Linked DNA regions of Homo sapiens: region 1 is linked to region 2. The links are chromatin contacts, found by Hi-C in ENCODE. All regions are on one chromosome and are shown on one strand. The core of a region is the stretch at or near the end of the contact, and the rest is flanking DNA. Distances in the headings are between cores, read along the strand shown.

What was found. Hi-C counts contacts between places; a loop is a spot of excess contacts on that map. Pooled maps may share reads with other maps.
Region 1: a pooled map shows a loop between it and region 2 (5-fold over the local background). The contact joins two enhancer-like sites. A Hi-C loop is called at or near these places in 20 of 37 single-sample maps with no recorded cell type and 6 of 50 pooled maps.

The regions. Positions count from the first base shown.
Region 1 is chr4:3,371,297-3,376,509 of GRCh38, forward strand. All of the region lies in intron 3 of RGS12 (regulator of G protein signaling 12), which reads left to right. Among named protein-coding and RNA genes, the nearest start is that of HGFAC, 68 kb to the right of the region's middle. RefSeq lists enhancers at 1,506-2,434, 1,642-1,691. Within about 2 kb of position 1,724, at least 7 of the 41 ENCODE cell types and tissues checked have a DNase peak (open chromatin) inside an H3K27ac peak, as active enhancers do.
Region 2 is chr4:3,046,039-3,051,047 of GRCh38, forward strand. It overlaps HTT-AS. Among named protein-coding and RNA genes, the nearest start is that of HTT, 26 kb to the right of the region's middle. RefSeq lists an enhancer at 1,672-2,031. Within about 2 kb of position 1,578, at least 14 of the 41 ENCODE cell types and tissues checked have a DNase peak (open chromatin) inside an H3K27ac peak, as active enhancers do.

The sequences.
Region 1 (5,213 bases), core at 474-2,973, 330 kb after region 2:
CTTGGGGCAGGGGGAATGTGTTCCTGTAACCTCTGTTTCATATCCTGCGTCGGAAAGTGAATTTTGGAGCTGTCGTGGGTTTAATGGGCCAGTTAATCAGTTAGCCATTTGTACTTATTTGTAGGCAGCACTTTCATCTCAGTGTATATCCAGGCAAGGTGTAGAAAATTTTGTTTTTTTATTCCGAGTAAAGTCATTAAAAACCTGCCTTTGTAAGTATCTGTTTACATGATTTGGACTTCCTTTTGAAGCTCTTGCAAATGCTTACACTGGCAGATAAGTTGTTCACGGGAGTGTATTGGAATCTGGCTGATGTGGTCGTCAGGCATCAGAAGTGAGCGGCTCCCCCTCTCGCAGTCAGAGGCACAGCGGGTGGGTGGGCGTCTCTGCTGCAGCTCTGCCTGGCTGGGTCCTGGCCAGCAGACGAGGGGCTGGAAAGCCTCTGGGGTCGGCAGAATTGCTTCTCCTTCTAAGCTTCAGGTAGTTGTTCTAAAAAATGGGAGGGTCAGGGAATGCTGGGGTGCCGCCGTCCGTGTCCGCAGCAGCGCTCTTTTGGAGTTCCGTGTGTCTCCAGCTCCCCTCATCTTGAGGGGGAGGATGCCCCCGCCTTTCTAGGAGCTGTTGCCCGACTCCATTCAAAGAGCACGCGGGGGAGCTGCCGGGATTTCCACTTGGAGAGAATGGAGGCTCTGGCTGGCCAGATCAGTCGATGCCTGGTTCCCTGGCTTTGGCAGGCCGGGAAGATGCCCGTGCCTGTCACCTAATCGGGGCACCTCATCCTGTTTCATAAACCATGTGGCGTCAGGTGTTGCAGGCTCTGACACTAGTTAGATGCTGAGAGGAGGCACGGAGACCCCAGCCCCAAAGAAATAGGAATTGCCTGGAGGAAGAGAGCCCTTGTGGTCTGTCTGCGCACCCCTCCCAGGGTGCCCTGCTGTGGGGTGGCCGCTCTGGGCTGGGGGGCTGCTGCAGCCCTGGGCAGCCCAGCTTGAGCCTCCCTGGCAGGCAGCGGCCGTTCAGCCAGCCTGTGGCTGTCACAGGGTCCTGGGTGGGACTTTCCGGGGCAGTTCCACCTCTCCTGTGAGTTGTGGGAACAAGTCCCCACTGCAAGTGAGTGCCCAGGTGAAGGCCCTGCTGGCGCACGGCTGGACAAGCATGACAGTTGTCGCGGAGCCGCCCGAGCTGTTGGCTTCCCCGATGTTCCCCCTGTGCTCGAGCTAGGGGTTTGACTTTAGTCCTCAGCTGTCAGAGGCCGCCTCGGGTGCATCCACGCTGGCCCCCCCAGGTGTGCCCTGTGTGGCCGGCATGGAGGTGGCGGCGGCCATCAGGGTGTGGTTTTGTGACGTCTCAGGGTGTCCTTTCTTTCCTTCATGAGAAGAAGTTCTGCAGTGTCAGACACTTGGCAGAAACTTTGTTTCTCAAGGCAAAGCCCTTTAGAGACTTGGGAGCACATGAGGTGCGGTGTAGATTTGTCTTCATTTCTCTCAGCACGGGGTTGTCTTCAGGCTGCCAGAGCGTGACAGAAAGAACTTTCTAGAGACCACAGGGCTTCTCTCCCCTTCAGGCATTGACGTTCTGTTTAATATTTTAAAAATCTTTAAAAAGGGTTGCACTGTTTAAAAACGTGGAATATTCTCTTGTAGGCAGTGTGGAGGCCATGGTCGCTGAGGAAGGGCAGGAGGGAGGAGGCGTGGGAGCTGGTGCAGTCTGCGGCCCGGCGTGGCTGCGGTCACACAGAGGATGCGGTGAGACCTGGCAGCGAGGCTCGAGGCAGACAGACGCTCATGCAGGGCAGAGGGCAGGACCCGTGTTGGAGCCTGGGGAAGTGAAAGGATAATGAGGAAGACGGAGTGTGGTCACGAGGGGGCGGTGGCTGCTGGCGACACGCAGCAGTCACTCTGGCTGCAGCCTTGGGCCCCATGCCATTTGACTGGAACCTTCACTCTTCCCTCGCGAGTCTACCACGGGCGGGCCGGCTGGGCCAGGCTCCAGGGTCCCCCGACAGAGAGTCCCAGCCCCTGCGGGACCAGGTTGTGTTAGGGCCTGAGGCTGGTGGCAGTGGTGCATGGCTGATGGCCGCCGCAGGACACAAGAGGGTTTCGGGGGCGTGCCTGGGCTGACGTGTCTGTGGACACCTCTGCTGGGTCATTTCTGAGTCTCTGTAGCATGAGCTTGGTGGGCCATCCGGGAAGGTGTTCGCATTTCACCGTGTCTCTTTTCCAGCCTGGATTAACCCAGTCTCTCTCATCAGTGTCACTGACCGCGTCTCTTAAATGGCCCTCGTGTGCCCATGCTCCTTTGGGACCCCGAAGTGCAGTGCTGACTGGTGCTGGGATCGCAGGGCGTGCACACCCTGTGTGCTGTGGCCGTGTGCCTGGCCTCTGCCCGCCTGTGTCCTGCTGTATCGGTCAGCTTACCTTTCGCCCCAGACCTCTGTTGCCCTGAGCCTGGTGCAGGAGGGCCTGGAGTCTGTGCCGGCGAGCATCAGCGCGTCCCACTTCAGATGCTGGTTGCAGATTCTTCTCTCGTTTTCTGACACTCTGAGTCTCGTCATCTATATAAGGAAAGATCCAAGTATATTTGAGAAAAACTGTTTTAATACATTTCTATTTTCACCTCTTCCCCCTTCTTTTCATTAAGAAATTGGACACCTTGTGCTGTAAGCTGTCCGTCCATGTTACATAGTCAGAGGTGTATCCTTCTCGGGCCAAAAACCCCCAGCCCTTTCCCCTGGGTCCTGAGGAGGAAGGCAGCGAGCCCGCTTGGCGAGGCCCTTGAGCACTCAGCACCTTCTCCTACCATGTCCCACGCGGCTCTGTGAACGCAGGCATCCCTGTCTCCGTTGGGCGGATGTGGAGGCTGGTTGAGGTTCCTTGCAACGCTTGCCATCCTACGCATGATGCAGGGACCCCGGCCCTCCGCAGACAGCAGGAGCTGCCGAGCTCCGAGTGCTGGGCCAGCTTGCCTTGGGCTTCTGCAGCAGCGCCCTCCGGGTTCCCCTCCTCTCCTCCGACTCCACTGGCTTTTCACCACTGTCAGGTCTTCACGGGGGAGGCCTAGGCTGGGCGGGGACCGGTCTCCTTCCGCCACCACCTTCCACGACAGGCTCGATTCGTCCCTCGCATGCTGCCCTCCCAGCCTGGCCCTGCAGCAGACACTTCTGCCCTGGGCCCCGGTCTCAGTGACAGGTCCACATCTTCTCACCGTCTCTCCTCGGACATCCAGGAGGCCCCTCAGACTTAAGTACCAAACAAGACTTGGATTCTCCCCTCGCCTCCAGTGTACCCCTCCCTCAGTCTGCCACATCTCAGGAAGGGATGTCCCTGTCCCTTCTGCTTGAGCCCACACCCTCTGATACTCCACGTCAGCAAGCTCCTGGGCTCGGCCTTCAAAATCCCTGAGTTTACACTTTCTCACCCCCATTGCTGCAGCCTGCCCTCGTCCCCATCTCTTGCCTGGAGCACCACAGAGCCTCCAGCTGCCCCTGCCCTGCCCTGTCCATGCACCTGCCAGAGTGAGCAGCGCCATCCTAGCCGCCCCTGCTCTTTGCCCCATGGCTTTCTGCCTTGGACTGGGCTCTGCGGGGCAGGGCTGCCAGTTTGGGGTTTGCATGTTGATTTTGTACATCCAGCATCTCAGGATGGCTCGCCACGTCATGGGGGCTCAGCAGATGCTTTGCCAAGTGAGTGGGAGCGTTCTCAGCTTGCGTTTGCCATGCACCGCCTGTCCCTGTGGGCAGAGCAGTTCATAACCCCGTAACCAACCCATGGGTATGCCAGACACCGCCAAGGGGGCTGCCAGGAGGGGTCGGAGCTCAGGGGCCAGACTGAGGGAGACAGGAGGCTCAGAGACCAGGGTTTAGCTGCACGGGAGGTCATTTTGAGACAGTCGCTGAGTCTTGGTTCATATGAGGAAACGTTTCCCTGGGCGTGAACTCCAGCCTCATCTCCAGCCCTCATCTCCAGCCCTCATCTCCAGCCTCATCTCCAGCCCTCATCTCCAGCCCTCATCTCCAGCCCTCATCTCCAGCCTCATCTCCAGCCCTCATCTCCAGCCTCATCTCCAGCCCTCATCTTCAGCCCTCATCTCCAGCCTCATCTCCAGCCTCATCTCCAGCCTCATCTCCAGCCCTCATCTCCAGCCTCATCTCCAGCCTCATCTCCATCCCTCATCTCCAGCCCTCATCTCCAGCCTCATCTCCAGCCCTCATCTCCAGCCTCATCTCCAGCCCTCATCTCCAGCCCTCATCTCCAGCCTCATCTCCAGCCCTCATCTCCAGCCTCATCTCCAGCCCTCATCTCCAGCCTCATCTCCAGCCCTCATCTCCAGCCTCATCTCCAGCCCTCATCTCCAGCCCTCATCTCCAGCCCTCATCTCCAGCCCTCATCTCCAGCCTCATCTCCAGCCCTCATCTCCAGCCTCATCTCCAGCCCTCATCTCCAGCCCTCATCTCCAGCCTCATCTCCAGCCTCATCTCCAGCACGGGATGAGCTCCTGGTGGCCAGCTGTGTTACGCCAGTCCCTGTCCAGAACCTCTCAGCACAGCTGACTTTTACACTCATCTTTCCTTGCGGGGGGTTGGCACTGACACATTGGAAACCTGAGTCACGAATGTCGGCCTGGATGCCTGGCAGCCTGCCACCTGTCTGCGTGCTGGAGGGCCCTTGGCTTCTGAGACTGGGCGAGCTGAGGAGGGCAAAGGCCTGTGTGGTGTTTGTCCCAACAGAGGGTTATGGTGTGACAAGGAGGAGCATCCCAAAGTCAGATGGCCCCTACTGCTGTCCCAGGAGGACACTACTTTGGGCTCAAAAGTTGTCAGAATATATTATCTTAGGCTCCGCCAAGGATATGAAATGAATATTAGCTGCTGCTGCTTTGAAAGGCTGTCATTTTGGTTTTTGCCCTGGTTCAGTTCCTTCTGATTTTATTCAAGGTTGAAAAGCTCCTTGGAACACACACACACACACACACACACACACACACACACACACACACACTTTAAAGGGAGAAGCGCAGGTCTGTGTCTCAGCCCCAGGTGTGCTGCCCTCCCCGCAGACCGTGGTGGCTGCTCTGCCAGGCGAGGTTGCACGTGGGAGCTGGGCTGCAGTGAGGAGGGCACCATGCTGAGGAGTGGAGAGGGAGATGGAACAGGAGGGGACTGGGTCCCTCTGTGCAGGGGCCATCGAAGTCCTTGCGCTGCCACCCTGGGGGGA
Region 2 (5,009 bases), core at 328-2,827:
TTTTTTTAACAAAAAAGCACAATATGCACTCAAAACAGTGTTTGAACATTTTAAAGAATACATATTATATACCTCTGTTAAATGAAAAACTTCAGCCAAATTAAATTTAAATGAGTTTAATTGAGCAATGAACGATTCACGAATTGGGCAGCCCCCAGAATCACAGCAGATTCAGAGGGACTCCAGGGATACCTCGTGGTCAGAACAAATCTATAGACAAAAAAGGGAAGTGACATATAGAAATTGGAGGTGAGTACAGAAACAGCTGGGTTGGTTGCAGCTCGGCATTTGCCTTATTTGGACACAGTTTGAACTCTCAGCAGTGTACGAGTGAAGTACGGCTGCTGGGATTGGCCAAGACTCAGGTACTGCCACAGGTGCAGACTCCCAAGTGAGGATGTCAGGGTTTCAGTCTTGTCTACCAATTAAGTTAGGTTGCAGTTCGTCCACAAGGACTCAAATAGAGAAGTATGGAGTCCTTCTCAGGCCATATTTAGTTTGCTTTAACAATTCCACCCTTTTGGTCATTTTCTCAATTTTGAGAGATTGACCAAAACTTTAGTCATTGATGTCACTATCACCATCGTAAATGTACTTATTTGGTCCTGAAACCCTCTGAGAAACAGTAGAACAGTGAGTTTTGCAAAGGTAGGAACAAGGACTGAGGGTACCTCCTTATGCTGGAACGTCCTGTTTATAGGGGAATCTGTTAGGATCTATGTGTTTCCTTAAAGTCTTAGTTTGATTATGTCACATTTAGCATGAGTGACTCCATTTTTGTTTGGCTTAGTCTGTTGGGACATAGTGCATGAGCTCAGTCCAAAACAATGGCCTCCCATAATTTTATTTTAATAAATTCCCCTTTCTGTCCAGGTTCTCACTTAGGTGAGTGTGGGCGGCAAGCCACCCAGCTGCCAAGGCAAGACCCCGAGGGCACAAGCTGTTCCAGTATAATAAAAAATATATATATAGAATAAGAATAGTTATACTAGGCCGGGCGCAGTGGCTTACGCCTATAATCCCAGCACTTTGGGAGGCCGAGGTGGGCAGATCATGAGGTCAGGAGATCGAGACCATCCTGGCTAACACGGTGAAACCCCGTCTCTACTAAAAATACAAAAAATTAGCCGGGCGTGGTGGCGTGCACCTGTAGTCCCAGCTACTCGGGAGGCTGAGGCAGGAGAATGGCATGAACCCGGGAGGCGGAGCTTGCAGTGAGCCGAGATTGCGCCACTGCCCTCCAGCCTGGGTGACAGAGCGAGACTCTGTCTCAAAAAACAAAAACAAAAACAAAACAAAACAAAACAAAAAGAATAGTTATACTAGAAATAGATTATAGATATGATTAGATATGACTATTATCAATCATTAGTTTGTGGCATTACTCTATTCCAATATTATAATAATCTTTGTTCTACAATTATAACCTAGGAAAAACCAGGCCATACAGAGATAGGAGCTGAAGGGACAGGGTGAGAAGTGACCAGAAGACGAGTGTGAGCCCTCTGTCACGCTCAGACAGGGCCACTAGAGGGCTCCCTGGTCTAGTGGTAATGACAGTGCCTGGGAAGGCACCTGTTACTTAGCCGACCAGGGAAGGGAGTCTCCCTTTGGCCAGGGGAGAGGGGCGGAGGGGTTAGAGAAGACTCTGCTCCACCATCTCTTGTGGAAGGCCTGACATCAGTCAGGCCCGCCCACAGCCATCCGGAGGCCTGACCATCTCCCTGTGATGCTGTGCTTCAGCGGTCACGCTCCTGTTTCACTTTCATGTTCCGCTCTGTACACCTGGCTCCATCTTCTAGATAGCAGTAGCAGAATTAGTGAAAGTGCTAAAGTCTTTGAAATGCATAGAAGAAATAATGACGTAGGCTGTCTCCTCTCTCTCTCCGCCTCGGCTACCAAACAGGGAAGGGCACCCTGTCCGGTGGACACGTGACTTGCGTGACCTGACCTATCATTGGAGATGACTCACACTCCTTACCCTGCCCCCTTGTCTTGTATCCAATAAGTAACAGGGCAGCCAGGCATTCGGGGCCACTACCAGTCTCCGTGTCTAGGTGGTAGTGGTCCCCTGGGCCCAGCTGTCTTTTCTTCTATCTCTTTGTCTTGTGTCCTTATTTCTGTGATCTCTCATCTCCGCAGGTGAGGAGAAAAACCCACAGGCCCAGTAGGGCTGGACCCTACAGGCGAGAGTGTGACCAAAACTTAGGGCCTTAGCACCACTCTCAGTTACCATCGTTTTGGGTTTCTGGTCTCAGCACGTCATTCATAGGTTACGGTGTCCTCATGGTCACACATTTCTTTCAGCTTCTGCCATTCCAGTTGAAGAGAGACCATTTGTTGTTCTAGAGATGGCTGCATGCAGACATTTAAAACCTTTGAGAGAATGCAGCGCACCAGGGAGACTATTATTATGATTACTGGGAGGATAATACCAAGAGTTTGCAGTATGCTCCTTACCCAGGGTCCCTATACACCAAACCACCCCAAATCAAATAGATCAGACAATGAGCTAGATAAGAGGCTACTCACTCAACTAAGTGGCCTTTTCATTAATCTCCCACAACTGAATCTCTATAATACCTGATGTATTTCTCCCTAGGCCACAGGTGCCAGCAGCTGCACAGGTACTACTTTTCTGTTTAGTCAATTCTATTATTTAGCATACCTTTCACAAGGGAATTGAAAGTCTGTTGTGTAACTATAGCCTTTACAGTAGAGTCTGCTATACAGCCTATCATGAGGGATACATTTCTGGTTATGGCCTCTTTTACTCTAAACCATGGAAAAGTGATGCCCTTCTGGAAGAGTAAAGCCCTCCTGGCAATGCCCTCTTTAACCCATAGTGTGGGTTAAGAGGAGTGAACCGATATTCTGTTTCTGACTGATTACAGGCAACATATGTCTCATTAAAGTTTCTCACCTACACTGGACCTTCATCTTTTATCTATCAAAGTATAAAGTTATCCGTGTATAAGGCTGGCTGCAAAATCCTTCACAAATGAAAGTATACCCCATAAGTGCACACAACAGATCGTCTTTTCATTTCTATTATTCATAGAGGCATAAGCAAGGAACAGATACTCAAAGATAAGAGTCTCATGGCCAGGCGTGGTGGTGCATGCCTGTAATCCCAGCACTTTGGGAGGCCGAGGTGGGCGGATCACCTGAGGTTAGAAGTTCAAAACCAGCCTGGCCAACTTGGCAAAAACCCATCTCTACTAAAAATACAAAAATTAGCTTGGTGTGGTGGCAGGCACCTGTAATACCAGCTACTCGGAAGGCTGAGGTATGAGAATCGCTTGAACCCAGGAGGCAGAGGTTGCAGTGAGCTGAGACTGCACCACCGCACTCCAGCCTGGGTGACAGAGCAAGACTCCATCTCCAAAAAAGAAAAAAAAAAGAGAGTCTCATGACAGTAGAAGTCTTGATCCACGATCTTAGCAAAAGCCGTTCACATCAAGGATGCCATCTTCTGGGGAGAGACTTCCTTGGCTTTACCTTAAAGGTTCCAATGGGTGTACAGTTCCAGGAGTGTGGATGGACCCTTCTCAGTTGTGAGATTATGAACCCAAGTTTCAAGATCCCTAAGTTTTGTTGCAGTGCGGATGGCAAGGACAGTCTTTCTCTGATGTTCTCAGAAGATCCAGTCTTCGGGTTCTAGAATGCAAAGGGTTTGACCTCAGTGAACCATAGAAAAATATACTGTAGCATAATAACCTACTGTTAAAACATCAGCCCTCTTAACATGCGAGAGCTTTTATACAACCCGGAAAACATGCATTGAAAATGACGATTGAATAAAATCCCTTTATAAAATATGTAAATAGCCCAGGGTTATAAACTATTTTAGCAATTTGTAAGTTATCACACACACACACACACACACACACACACACACACACACACATATACACTTTTTTTTTTTTGAGATGGAATCTCTGTCACCCAGGCTGGAGTGCAGCGGTGCAATCTCGGCTCACTCCAACCTCTGCCTCCCACACACCAATGTATTTAATTTGGATTACTTTATCTTTTCCATGATGAGTCACGAAATGCAGAACTTTTAATAACAAAAGCTTTAAGGACTCAGGAAGGACAAGGTGGCCGTCCTGGTTCTCCGTGAGTCCATACTTAATTAACATTAGACTTCAGTCCTCTTGAATCCCAGTTGCTTCTCCAAATTAGGTGCATTGCACGGATAACTGATGGGTTATCACAGGTAATTTGACTTAGACCATGGATTTCATTCAAATTGTATATCTGAACTATTTCAGTGTCAGCTGATTTAAGATGAAAATCTGGCAAACTCTTTTCTTGGTATTCAATTAATTTTTGTTCTACTTGGGTTAGCAGTTCTATAAGCCAGTCAGTCTTTTCATTAAAGTTCCAGGAATTCTTACCCAGTTCAAATGATATGATTCTAAAGTTATTAGAAACCTGTATTCCAAGACTGATTTTTAGGGTCCTTTTCATCCTTTTATGAATCTCCTAAAAGACACCATACTTTTGAAGTTTTCAGAAACCGCACCAGCATTAAGCAATTAACTGTGGAAATGACTTTAAATAGTCATAGTTAAAAACACAATTGACAAGGAAATTTGGTTATTTCTATGATTTACAGTAACTTAACCATAATTATATTGATAGCATAGACTCAGGCATATTAGAATTTTAGAAATCCCATTTAATTTTGGAACATATATTAATATCATTCACTAAAATGTAACCTGAAGAGGAGTAAACATTATTTTTTGACAATGCTTCCCATGTAACTTAACATATCAGATTATCCCGTTTACCTCTCTTTGGATGCTTTAGGGGATCTCTGTAACACCCCAAAGTTAGAGGTCAGAAAGACTATTTTGAAGCTGAAATTTGATTTTGGGAAGCCTATCAAATATATTAAAGGTTTAAAACACTTGATGTTATGCTTAACCAGTTTGACCATGAGGTGAGATTCTTATAAACCTTTTATAATCCCTTACAATTTGTGTGTGTGTGTGTGT